Linked DNA regions of Mus musculus: region 2 is linked to region 1. A link is a contact called in ENCODE Hi-C or POLR2A ChIA-PET data. All regions are on one chromosome and are shown on one strand. Each heading gives the region's core, a stretch centred on a gene start or an enhancer-like site at or near the end of the contact. The rest is flanking DNA. Distances are from core to core; before and after follow the strand shown. Region 1 holds the start of Lrrc24 (leucine rich repeat containing 24). Region 2 holds the start of Scrt1 (scratch family zinc finger 1).

The links. A loop is a pair of places that touch in the nucleus more often than their neighbours do. ChIA-PET counts read pairs that join two places held with the same protein, here RNA polymerase II (POLR2A).
Region 2: POLR2A ChIA-PET joins it to region 1 with 10 read pairs in embryonic stem cell. The contact joins the promoter of Scrt1 here to the promoter of Lrrc24 in region 1. A Hi-C loop is called at or near these places in 1 of 37 maps with a recorded cell type or tissue (T-helper 2 cell). POLR2A ChIA-PET finds 5 or more read pairs at or near these places in 4 of 5 experiments (Patski and embryonic stem cell).

The regions. Positions count from the first base shown.
Region 1 is chr15:76,718,924-76,725,311 of GRCm38, forward strand. It overlaps Lrrc24 (leucine rich repeat containing 24), which reads right to left and starts at 3,250. Exons shown (of 6, transcript NM_198119.2): 1 at 3,203-3,250; 2 at 873-1,001. It overlaps C030006K11Rik (RIKEN cDNA C030006K11 gene), which reads right to left and starts at 4,922. Exons shown (of 3, transcript NM_145472.2): 1 at 4,732-4,922; 2 at 4,248-4,296; 3 at 2,542-4,060. The coding sequence starts at 4,893. The coding sequence ends at 3,615. It overlaps Arhgap39 (Rho GTPase activating protein 39), which reads right to left. Exons shown (of 12, transcript NM_001168288.2): 12 at 5,062-6,253. The coding sequence ends at 6,059.
Region 2 is chr15:76,519,348-76,525,568 of GRCm38, forward strand. Scrt1 (scratch family zinc finger 1) reads right to left here and starts at 2,782. Exons shown (of 2, transcript NM_130893.3): 1 at 2,244-2,782; 2 at 1-326. The coding sequence starts at 2,358. It overlaps Gm46533 (a long non-coding RNA gene), which reads left to right and starts at 4,194. Exons shown (of 2, transcript XR_001781743.2): 1 at 4,194-4,280.

The DNA.
Region 1 (6,388 bases), core at 2,000-4,499:
CTAACATTATCCAGCCAGTGCTTGTGCAGGAATGTAATGCCAGGCATGGTGGGTTATGCTCTTAACCTAAACTGGGGAAGCTGAGGCAGCCGGATTGTTGTAAGTTCAAGGCCAGGTCTAAGCTATATTTTCCAAGCCAGGTTGGCTGGACCACAGTGAGACTTAGTACTCAGGGGCCAGGCAATGGTGGTGCAGCCTTTAATCCCAGAATTTCCTTGGGAGACAGACCTCTATGAGTTTGACTTCTACAGGGTGAAATTCAAGAGCAGTCAAGGCTGCACAGAGAGACCCCCAACTTGAAAAACCAAACAAAAACCAAAAACCCGAAAAACCAAACCAAACCAAACCAACCAAAACAAACCAGCACTCCAGACTGGTCTACTTGGTGAGTTCCAGGTTGGTCAAGGCTATATATATACTGATATTTGTCTTTGAGAGAGAGAGAGAGAGAGAGAGAGAGAGAGAGAGAGAGAGAGAGGAAAGAAAGAAAGGAAGGAAGGAAGGAAGGAAGGAAGGAAGAAACAAAGAAACAAAGAAAGAAAAAAGGAAAGGGAAAAAAGGGCTCCCTACCTGTCTTTTACTCTTGGTAAAACCTATACAAAGGCTCCAAAATAGCTATACAAGTAAAGACACTTGCCTGGCCAGCCTGGTGACCTGAGCTGCATCTACCCAACCCACATAAAGGTAGAAGAAGCAACTCCACAAAGTTGGCCTCTGACCTGTATGAGCATTCCCCACTCCCAACAGATGTGCGTTTACACACACACACACACACACACACTTTTTTTTTAAAGGGAGCAACAACAACAAAACTCCTCCCCCCACCCCAATAAAAACAAAAGCAAAAGCCATCTTTCCTTGATGGTCCTTACCTTGCCCTAGGCCTCTTCCTGTGCCTATACTGAGAGCCTCCTGCTCGTCACTGGCACGACAGTCCCATCACTGGCACGGCAGCCTCCATTGGGCTCTCCTTGGTTCCCAGATGTAACAGATGTAACTGCCTGGGTAGCAAAGTCCAGGGCAATTATCCAGGTATGGACCAAAAGAGAGTGCCCCGGGCAGACACACCCCCTTGGTCTCATTCTGTGGGCACTGGCATCAGCATAAAGTTCAGCACTGGGCAGAAACTTCTTTGTGCCTCAACACAAGAGCAAGGGACCCCACATGAACTTGATCCATATAATCCCACCGTATGGTTCATTTGTCATGATCTGAGGGGGATGTGGTGGTCATGGCATAGCTTGGTGTGGTCTATGATCCTCCTGTTGTAGGGATAGTGGTTGGTAGGAAGCTCACCAAGAGTTAGGCTTTTCCTCAGGGCTAACTCCTATGTTTTATTTTCTTTTAGACAAGGTCTACTGTGTATCTCCGGTTGGCCTGGAACTCCTTATGTGGATGGCTTCAAACCCAGAGATGTCTGTCTGCCTCCAAGTGCTGAGATTAAAGGCCTATGTCACTATGCCTAGCTTATTTCTAGCTTTTTCTTTCCTTTTATTTTTAAAATCCACGAATGAATATTCTGCTTTTCATATATGTGTGTGCATCTCATGCCTACCTGGGACCCCCAAGAGTCAAAAGAAGGCATTAGATCCCCTGGAACTGAAGTTAGGATGGTTGTGGTGAGCCATCACTTGGGTGCTGGGAATTCACACCCAGCCCTACCCCCACTAAGACAGGTTCTCTTTCTCTGTGTCCATGACTGTCCTGAAACTCTAGTAAAACAGGCTGGCCTTGAACTCAGAGATCCACCTGCCCCTGCCTCTTTAGTACAGATTAAAGACCTGGGCCTCCATACCTGACTGTTACTTCTAATTGTTTTGAGCCAGGGTCTTGCTATACTTGGACTGGAGATCCTCTAATCATGCTTCCAAGTGGCGAGATCACAGGGTTGCACCACCACACCTGGCTTTCCCGGGTGATTTTAGAGAACAGAGGGATAAGACAAACAACAGGAAAATCATGCCTTGGCCCCACAGCTGGTTCGAAGCGGGGGCTGTGTCTTTGGAGTAGAGGAAGGTATGTGTCACATCTGGCTGGGATGTGGGGAAAAACCTCAGGTCATCCGCTGGTTTCTAACTTTCTTCTTTCCTCCCTCTGGGGATTGGCCTCAGTCTCTCCCGCACACCAGTCACAGGCTTTAAGCACACAATACACTGAGTTCCACTCCTATCACCGCAACTGGGTACCTAGCTTTCTAAGAATGTGGGAGCAGTGACCTCTGAAACTGTCAAGAAATGCACTCTACAGGTTACTGCATGTCCCTGGGTACCTAGAGACAGGAGGACTGGGGTCTAGTTCTAGCCACGATGAGCTCAGTTTTAATGGTGATGCCCGAAGCTGAGAAGCCTTAAGGAAGATAGGACCAAGGGTGCACTGTTCTCTAGTCTCCAGCCTCATTTGGCATGGTCTAGTGTTTTAATACTCGCCGATTCACCAGGTCTTCTTTGCTCTGAGTCAAGTTGAATTGTACTAAGTGGCCTTGGTGTTTGTCTCAATTTTGCACCAATTGTAAGTCACATGATCATTTAAAGTCAATAGAGATGAGGCAGCACAGCAGTAAAGTTTTAATGGAATAGCTTTGGCGCAGGCAAAGGCAGTTCCTAGATCTCAGGACATGTGGAGCCCCAAGAAGTGGGGACGCTTGCTAGGTTTCTGGGTTTTATTTCCTGGAACACGAATGACTGGTTGGTCCCTGGCTCCAGGCCTTGCACAGCTGTTCAGCCTTCAGTAGCAAAGCCTTGATCTGTGCATTAGGGATCAGAGCTGCTGCTTATGCAGAGGCCCAGATGTGCACCAGAGCAAGACAGCCATGTCAGGAATAAGGGCCCCTTATTAGATGAGCCCAGCAGAGATCCTTTTATCAGGACATGAACCTCTAATCCTGAGCAGGAGTGGGGTGTCGGTCTCTTGGATGCCTATCTAGGCGGGAAGAGGGTGGGGAGGAGTCCTGTGTCCTCTGTCGGGCCCAGCGGAGGTCTCTGGCAGCCCCTGCGATCCGGCGCTTTTAAGCAGCACTACCTCCCCTAACCGCCCCCTCCCGTTCCAGTGGGTCCGAGCCTGCTCATTGAGGGTGTGGTTTCCATCCCCTTCCCACTGCCAGATCCTATGACCTTTTCTCGGTGAGGCAGTCAGAACCTAGAGGGTCCCGATCCCGCCCCCAAGCCCGGTGACCTTGGGCCAGGATCTCCCCCCACCCCCTCACCTGCTCCAGTGGCGAGCGACTCCCCGCGGTGCTTGCGGCTGCAAGACTGGAGAAGCGGAGGGGGGGGTTGGGGTGGGCGCGCACGCGCACCGGCCCACGCGCGCCTTGCGCCTGCCGCCCTGCCTGACGTGACCAGCGCAGGCCAATCCGTGGGACGCAAAGCCGGTGTAAGGGTTAGAGGTGGCCGAGAGAGGACCTCTGTAGGGACAGAGGATAGCAGGGCAGCACCAGAACCTTGGACAGCGCCAACCACCCTGGGCTCACCTCTGCGCGCACGCGCTCTCAGTCACCAGCGTGCAGGTGACAGCGGACATCTAAGTTAATCTAGAGTGTTGGAGCAGAGGGGTAACCTGCGAGTACTACAAAACCCAGAGTTTGCTCTAACCCTCCCCACACAGCCCCAGCTGGAGTCTCAGGGCGGCGGGGCAGCGGGCAGCAGCGGGGCCAGATCCATAGTTAGGGCGATGCGGCGACCTTGCCAGTGTACGTGAGAGGGGACCGTAGGGGAGCTAGGCCCATACTCGAAGCAAGCGCTGAGCTCGAAGGCCAGGGCCGAGCGCACTAGACCCACACCGCCTGCGCGCTCCGGGGCCGGGTGGTACAGGCGCCCATTGGCCGCCAGGGGTAGCAAGCGAGCCGGCTCGAAGGGTATCGCCAGCGCCTCGCCACCGCCACAGTAGGAGAGACGAGGTGACTCGCTGTCGGAAGCCAGGAGGTGCGTGAAGACCACTGGCCGGTCTTCACAGCGCAGGAAGTTACGCTCTCTGCCGCAAAGCGAGAGGAAGGGGAAGGAAGCCTCGTAGCGCCCGCTGTGGTTGGGTCTCAGACGGGAGAAGAAAGTGACCAGGAACTGCAGGTCTGTGGGAACAAAAGGCACGATCATGCTCGGTGACCCAGCTTCCCCGACACGCTCCTTTTCCTGGGAATACCAGCACTGGCACGAGACAGCGGCCCCCCCTCGTGGATGGTGCCTTCCCTCAGAGTCGGGGAGCCGAGGCCCTGAAGGGTAGAGAGAGACACGAGGGAGCAGTGCAGTAAGCAATACCTTTGAAGCAGGTGATAAAGTTCTTCATTTTGGAGTCATCTAGGAAAAGCTGCAGAAGGGACACAGTGGACAGTAAGTCCTGGCAAGAAAGCCGGTGGTGTTCGCTGTCCTTGCTTTTCTGTCTAATGTGTTCAGGGGGGCATGTGGAAGGGCCCTGCGGACTCTCCCCACATCTACAGACAGGTTTCCAGGGTTGCAGCCCTCACCCCTTTTTCTACAGCAGGTTTGACAGCCGCTTGTCCCTAGCAATCGCGAGCAAGCACTCGGCTCTGGGACTGCTGCTAGGACAGGCTAGTGTGCGCGGGATTACGATGCGGTGAAAGCGGAAGGCCCCGGAATTAACTCTTCCAGCCTGGGCTTTGAAAGGTTCAAAGCCACGCGTAGCACCTATCCCAGGTCTCGCCTCTAGAACTACTCCCCACCCGGTGCCGATGGATTCCGCAGTCCCCTCAGGTCTCCTCCCTCTGTCACACGCCAGGCACACCTGGCCTTGGTGATCCACATAGTAGAAATACTCGCGGGTTCTGGGCTCCGGGCTTTGACCCTGTGTGTAGGAGACACGCTCGACCCCACTGCAGGTCCGAGCTCTCTGCGACCTCGCCAAGACTAGAGCCAAGTTACGCACTGCCCCACTAGGCGGCCACATTCTTCCACACCGGAAGCGGATCACACAGTGTTGTGCCTGGGGCTTTGGGTTCCGCCGGCAACACGTGCTCGGAGGGGCGGAGCTGTCTATCCCGCCCCCGGAAGTAGCTGCCAGACGTGGACTCCCCCGCCCCCTTGTCAGAAGTAACCTGAAAGAAACACAATCAGCGAGTGTGCACTTGAACTTTATTCACACGGAGCACTGTCCCCTCGAGCCACACGTACGAGGGAGCGCCTGCGGCCGAGAGGCCCTGGAGAGAGAGGCCAGGACCTCCGCATGACGGGACTTTTGTTTTTAATAAATAAAAACTCTAAAAATATATATATATAAACAGGAGAAATGAAGTTTGACAACTGTTGGAACTCAGATTCCAGAATGGAAAACGCAAACGAGTCCAGGCAGGTCTCATCCACGCGCCGCCCGTGTGTGGAGTTTGGTCAGAGGCCGCGAGGTCAAAGGAGGGTGGTGCTAACTTGCTCAGCGCGAGGACCGCAATGGCAGTTCAAGAGCTAAATAGCATCTGGTTAAAACTATGTCCTTAGCAAACTTAGTTCTGTCGTTCTATTTATATCTTTATACACAAGTAGGCTGGGTATCGGATAGATTCTGTAGTCAAAAAACAAAAAACCTCTCGCCCTCCCTCACCCGCCCCAAGAAAGCCTGCCTAGCCCTGGCCCTAACCCAGAGGGCTTTGGTTTGGGGCCTCCCCTTGCACAAAGACCTATTAGGCATCGAGCCGACGGAGCCAAGTCCTAGTAGTGGCCAGCACAGCTCTCCAGAACGCCTCTAACTCTCCTTCTGGCCCCAGCCAGAGGCCCCTAGACTAGGGTGGGAGGGATCAGGGCGAGAGTGCCTTGGTGGAGGATTGCCCTGAAGAGGGGACAAGGTCCTGTTGCCCTGAGCAACGCGGTATGTGCTTCAGCCGACCAGGAGGGCAGTGTCGCTCGGCTCCGGGAAACAGAAGGCACTTCTCGGGGCTGGCTTGCGACTGGCAGGGCGAGCCGGTACCTGCAGGAACTGGCCGCGAGATATGGCGCGGCTGCTTGGCCCCGGGAGGGCCTAGGGCGGGGCCGGCGTCTGGCGGGGCCTGGCATGCTGCCTCGCGCTGGGGCCTTCCCTCCCACCTTCCCGGGTGTCACCCTAGCAGGCGTCCATAGCCCGCGTGCTATAGCACGCCCTCCATGAAGCTGGTATCTAAATGCTGAATGAGCACTCGAAGGAAGGACATCTCCTTTCGTGTATTCTCGAAGATGACGCGAGGATCATCCGACTGGCAGCGCAGGCAGTTGGGTGCCATCACCATAGCCAGGTTGCTGACGTCCATTTTGGTGATGGCTACGTTGGCTGGCTGCACGAACACCTGTGTGAGGGGGTCCGGGTGAAGGGAGAGGAGAGCAGAGTGGAGGGTAGGCGTAGCTATTAGGGGATGAGCTGAACAAAGTGGAAGGTTGGCTGGGAAGGATGGTAGGTGGGCGTGGTGCGGCACTGGATGCAG
Region 2 (6,221 bases), core at 1,532-4,031, 200 kb before region 1:
GCTGTCGGGGGCTGCCACCGAGGCTGTCGAGGGGGCCGCGGCAGCGTTGGCATTAGCAGCCTTACGGCGTGAGCGCCCGTCAGTGATGAAGAAGGCGTCGGCCGCGTAGCCTTCGCTGACCGCCGCGTCGCCGTTGATGTAGCCGCCAGCAGCAGTAGCCAGCTCTGGGCGAGGGGTGGGCGGCGGTGCTGAGCCAGAGGCCGCGGGACCCAGCTCTCCCCGCACAGCCGCAGCATACATAGGCTCCGGGGATGGCCCTTTGAGCAACGCCGCCTCAGCGTCGCCATCGTAGACCGACGCAGGCCCCACGTAGTCACTGAGGTATCCTGAGGGCGGAGGCGGACAGACAGACAGCGGGAAGGGAACGGAGCAGCGGGCAAGACACACGCAAAGCGGGCGGCGGGAGATCGAGGAGACACAGCGGGAGACGTCGGGGTCCGAAAGGAAGGCAAACAGGGATTAGGACAAAGGAGAAGGAGCAGGGGACCACAGGGCAGAGGATGGAGACCGTGGGGAGGGGAAGAGAGGAGAGAAGAGAGACAGCAGAGGATGAGACAGAGCCAGGCAGGGCTCCTCCCCCGCCGCCCAAGCGCCCCGCCCCCGCGCAGGGAGGAGAGAGATGCATCTTCGGGCGCGGCTGCCCCCCTTCAGCGAGCCTCAAGGTCAGGGGGGAGGGGCGGCGCTCCTCTCTTCCTCCTCCCCCTTCCCCTCCCCCTCGGGTTCTCCCCACTTCAGCAGTTTTCCCTGATTATGCAACATACTGCAGACCCGCCGCGCACAAAGCCAGGGCCTCCAGCCCAGAGACCCCGACGGTCCTGCCTCTTTGGGATCCCCGAGGCCTTCTTTAGGCCCCAGAATCTGCTTCCAGACTTGGTGCTGCCCCTCTTGTTCTTTAGATGTGCCAACAAAACCCTAGCAACTCCTACCTAGTCAGCATCTCTGGCCATCACCTGGACTCCATCTTCCATCTCTCTAACCACTCACTGGACTTGCGGCTCGAACTCACATACCTCTCTACCCACTACTTTCCATTATCCTGGGTCCTACTTTGTTCCACGTTCTTGTTTTCTCCCCATGTCCCAACCCTACTGGGGGCCTTCTCAAGTCACCAACAGGGGACTAGGAAGACTGCCAGGGCACCCACTAGGGGACACCTTAACAGAAACAAGCTGCAGGTGGACATCGTTCATGCCAGTAGCTGCAGTTGTTCCCAAGGTACAAAATGGATCTCATAATCTCAGTCATGAATGCATACCCTTCAGGAGGCAGACTCTGCCTCGTTCAGGGTTACACTTGGGCTCTCAGCAACCATTGGGCCTGGTGGCATCTCGCAGGGTATGCTGTACCCTGACCCTAGTACTGAAACCCAACTCCTACACTGGCAGGGTCACATATGCAATCATCCAGACACACGCTCAGTCACATGGTGCACAGCGGCCTCAGAGTCACGTGGTCTCATGTAGTGGCACACAGACAGGCACACACACAGGGTCACACACAAGCGCACAAAGTCACATGGCCACACGCAGTCACATGGGCCCACACAGGCTTATGCTCTTGCAGGTCATACTTGCTCTGCCACCCCACACTGCTGGCACTCCTGTCCCCCTTGCCTGCATGCTAACAGTTGTCCTTGAACTTGGGCATCCTTACACAAAGAGCCTCCCCTCACTCCAGTGCCTTGGCTTCCCTTGCTCACCTCTTCCTCCCTAATCCTGAGTCCAGGGAAGATACTGCTGTTGCATCTTCTGGTACCTAGGCCCTGACAGGTGGGTGGCCCTGACAGACCCCAAGCCTATTCCCTAGAGTTCCCAGCATTCCCTAGCTGGCCCTAGCAAGGGGCTTTGAAGGTGCAGCCAAAAAAAGTGAAACAGATCCAGATTCCGGGGTATGGGTTTGCATGTGCCCATTTAACTGGGTCCTGTTGTGTCAGCAGGTGTCTGTGCAGCTGTGTATGTCTCAACAGAAGTCTGTGTGTGGGTCAGTGTGTGCCTTTAGTGTTTCCTGTTCCTGAGCCCTCTTTCCTACCTCTCCTCTACCCATACTCTGTCCTACCTATCTTGGAAGCTGTCTGGCCTTACTCTCTGCTCCCCTTTCCTCAGCCTTCCTTCTCTGTTCCAGCCTCAGGCTGTTTCCGTTGGATCTACATCCCCTCCTACCTTGCCACTCCACCCCCACACTTTGGCCACCCACCCCTTCCTGCAAAGCCCTGGGCCCTGCCCCAGCTGCAGTCCAGAGCGCACCTTTATCTTGCAGTCGCACTCCGAGATCGCTGCGGGCGCGCCCGTAGGAGCTGTCGAGGTCTGCCGAAGAGAATGTGTCAAGTTTGACCTTCTTAACCAGGAAGGACCTGGGCATGATTCCTGCAGGGCTCCGGCAGTGAGGGCCTGCAGAGCCGGGGCTCAGGGGGACTGCGTCCGCGGCGAGGCCCCGTCACCATCCGAGGAGCGGTGGAAGCAGCACTGTCCCCTGTCTGGCCTGTGGATGCTGCTGGGCGAGTGTGGTCCTCTCTCTTCTTTCTGCCCTGCGTCTTTTCTTCTTCCTCTCCGGATCCCTCCTCTCTTTCTCTCTCCTTCCTTCCTTCCTTCTTTCCTTCCTTCCTCCTCTTCTCTTCTTTTCTCTTCTTTCCTTCCTTCCTTCCTTCCCTCCTCTGGTCCCGGCTTCCCAGCCCGCAGTGCCGCCCCTGGACAGGCGGGGGAGGAGGCTGGGGGGGCGGAGAGGGGGGGAGCGGCTCCGTCCCGGGCCCGGAGGCTGCGAATGGGTGCAGGGCTGGCCCGGCCCCACGGCCCCCTTCCCCTCCCCCCCCCGCCGCGGCGGCGGAGCCTCAGTCAGCGGCGCCCCATGCCCCCGGGGGCGGCAGCGCCGGGCCAAGAGAACACGACAGTAGCAGCGGCAGGAGCACCAGCAGCTTCAGCACCGCGGCCAGCGCTGGCTAGGGCAGCACCGCGGCCAGCGCCCGGGCGCGCTCAGCTGGCGTTGCCGGAGAGGGGCGGGCCACCTGGGCCTGGTCGCGGGGCGGGGGTCCTCGGCGGGGGTCTCTAGGAGGCTGGCTTTATTGTTCTGCAGTCAGAGCGGGCGGCGGCGGCAGCGGCGGGCGGGGGTCCTCAGGGGGAGGGGTGCTCAGGGAGGGCGGGCCGAGAGAGGGAAGGAGAGAGGGAGGGACGGGGGTCCGGGGGCGGGGCTCCGCTCTCGGACAGCTCTGGGGCAGGCCTTCTGAGCCCGCAAGCCTCTTCTGCCTACCGCCGAGCGCAGCCTCTGGCTTTTAAAGCCAAGCGCTGGGGGAGGGGGTGGGCGGGGAGGGGAAAAGGCCGGCGGAAATGGCTGCGCCGGGCTGGGTCGGGCCAGGGTCTCCTGGGAGGGGTCCTGGGGATGCCTCGCCTGGACTTGTGTGGAGTTCCCCCGTGCGGCTCGGGGAATGGTGACCTGATACTTGGTGGCATAATCGGGCGTGTGGAGAGAGATGGGAATGGGCCTGGCACTCTCCCACCCCAGGCTCTCGTTCTTTTGGGGAGAACGCAAGCGGACCTCAGTCGAGTCCACGCTGCCTCCTTTAAGGTCTGGAGGCTAGGTGCGGGATGTACGGAGGCGGGGAGAGGCGGGAGACCAAAGGAGTGAATGCTGAGGCAGCGAAAACGCAGTGTGGAAGCCTGTGTGTGCCCTGTGCCGCAGTGCCTCTTGCCACTCTGTCACCTCGGCTGACCCTGTGCCCGCTGGAGGGACCTTTCTGTCCCTGCCACTCCCGCGGGACGGATGTCCAGCACAGTGGCGTCGGTGCAAGATGAGTGTGCATGGCAAGAGGGGCTGCCATGCCCCTGTTCCAGAAATTCCGCTTCACTGGTGGTTTCCGCCCTTCCGCGCGTCTGCAGCTTCTTCAGGAAGCCCGCAACCAGGCGGATAACCCTTCCCGTGGCCGCCCGCCCGGAGTTTGCAGCCCCCATGACGTCAGGCCCAACGGCCAATGGCGGGGCACTGGGGGTTGGGGGCCTCACAATGGCAGCGCGCGGGTGCATATGTCCCCAATTAGGGCTGGGCGCCGCCATTGTCCCTTCTTCGCCCCCTCCTCGCGTTGGGGTCTCTGAGCTGAGCTTTCCCCACGCAGCCTGCTCCGGCTATCGACGATGGTCGCGGAGCGGCAAGCAGAGACTGCAGCGTGGTGACCTTATACGGACTGGCCCGGCGGGCGCAAGTGCCAGGGCGCCACAGCGGTGCTGAGCTCAGCTCCTTTCCTCCTGCTGCATGCTGGGCTGCTACCGGCATCCACTGCCTCGCGTTCGGCCACGGTGGGTGTAAGCTACCTGCCCTACACTGAGCGTGGAGACCACTCTCCTGCTTTATGTTAGCGACTTCGCTCCTCGGCGGCGGGACATTCATCTTGCGTGGCAGGCGCTCCCGAGGGGCAGGACGGGTGCGGCCTCCCCCTTATCGCTGAACAGCAGCCGGCGAAGCTCGCCGTAGGGGGTGGGGGGCGAGGGTTCCCTACCAGCCACACCGCTAGTCCGGGCTCCTTCCCAGAGGGGAACGGCTGAGGCGCAGCCGGAGGCGTCAGGCCAATTAGCATTTTGATTGCTGGACTGAGGTGGGGGGTTCATCTGGAACAAGGTCTAATTACCAGACGGACCCTCAGGGCTCAGGCAGGCTCGATTCCCACCCCCTCTCCGTTTGCTCCCTTCTCCTGGACATTGTCCCCTCTTCTAACCCTATACTCCCACTTCTAGGTCCCCTCACAGGCCCAGTCATTCTGTCTAGCTCTGTCCCATACTTTGCCCCTCGGGTCCCTTCTTTCTTAGTAGTGGTCCTTTGCCCAGCCAGTCTTTCCTGGGTCTGTTCTGAGTCCCATTCCTCTGCTGCTCTGTCCTCGGCCCTCTTTTCTCCACCTCTTCTTACAATCTCTGTCCTTATGTTGTGTATACATCCCTTCCTCCTTTTTGTCCATCTCCCATCTCCTTTGGCCCCTAACCCTCCTTGATGGAAGAGACCATGTGCGGACACATATGAGCTTGGGTCTCAGGGCCAGGCAGTATCAAATGAACCATTCAAACGGGCCTTGCTCTGGCTGTGATGGATCTCTCAGGACTCCTCCCCCCACGGAGGGTAGAGGGGCACACAGCTAGGAGGGGCAGCTGGGTCCAGGCCATGGCCATCAGTCCCCACCAGCCCAGGTACATGATGCACATGGGGCCTGTGCAATTACTCGGGCTTTCCACATGGGCTCCTTGTGAACCTGACTCCCTGTCCCCACGTCCCCTTTCACATCTAAAGGTTTCCCAGACCCTTGGCCAAGCCAGAGAGATTGAGAAACTGTTGAACACTCATTTTGACAAGTTGTAGGCACCTTTACCCAAGGCCCCATTGAGTCTCTGAGAGTCTCAACGACTCTTCTGAGAATCAAAGTCAGCCCCCAGCGAGTGGATAACTACAGGCCCTATTAGGCTGCCTTTCTAGCAACTCCCACATCTCCTGCTATTCTGGCCCAATTTGCTCTGCCCTTATCCCTTTCCTATGAATGTGTAGTCTATACAGGATTGCTCTATGAATGTCTTAGTCTGCTTTTGTTGTTTCCACGCTGCCTAGGTCCCATCTTACAGAAAGGTTTAGGGGTTGGTGTTGCCACTGATGTGTTCAGGCCCTGTGGTCTGTCACTTCTCCATACACCTAGGGAAACAGCGGACAGCCTTACTGGAGGCTCCACCAACTTCTGCTGGGCTGAGAGGTGATTGGCAAAGAATGTAAAATTGGCTTGCAATTGCTGGTGGGGACAGCTTCTGTGGTGACTGGGGTGGATGAGGTCATTATCGAGAAGGGGTCAAGGATGTGGTAGGGAAATGGAGGTGAATCCTTGAGAGTACTTAATTCAGCCACAGTGGTAGTGGCAGCCGGGCTATGCAGCTCATGACAGGTCTGAGGTAGGAATCCTGGGAGAGAGTGAAACGGGGCTCTGCTAATTCCGTAAGGGGCATCTGTCGTGAGCCTTTTTGGAGGCTGCCGAGTTAGGGGGTAGCACAAAGGGAAGCTATGTGTCCTGACTGGAGACGAGTTGAAGGTCCAGGGAAGGTCTACTTCCAAAGGCCTAAAGGGCAAACAGACTTGCTCCTCACTGAGGCGGAACCATTGGAAGCCATGTTAGCTACTGCACCACTGTAACGGGTGGCAAGGAGAAGAAATGTTTATTTTTAGGTCACGGTTTTCGAGGTCCCAACACCCGTTTCCTCTTTTGTTTCTGG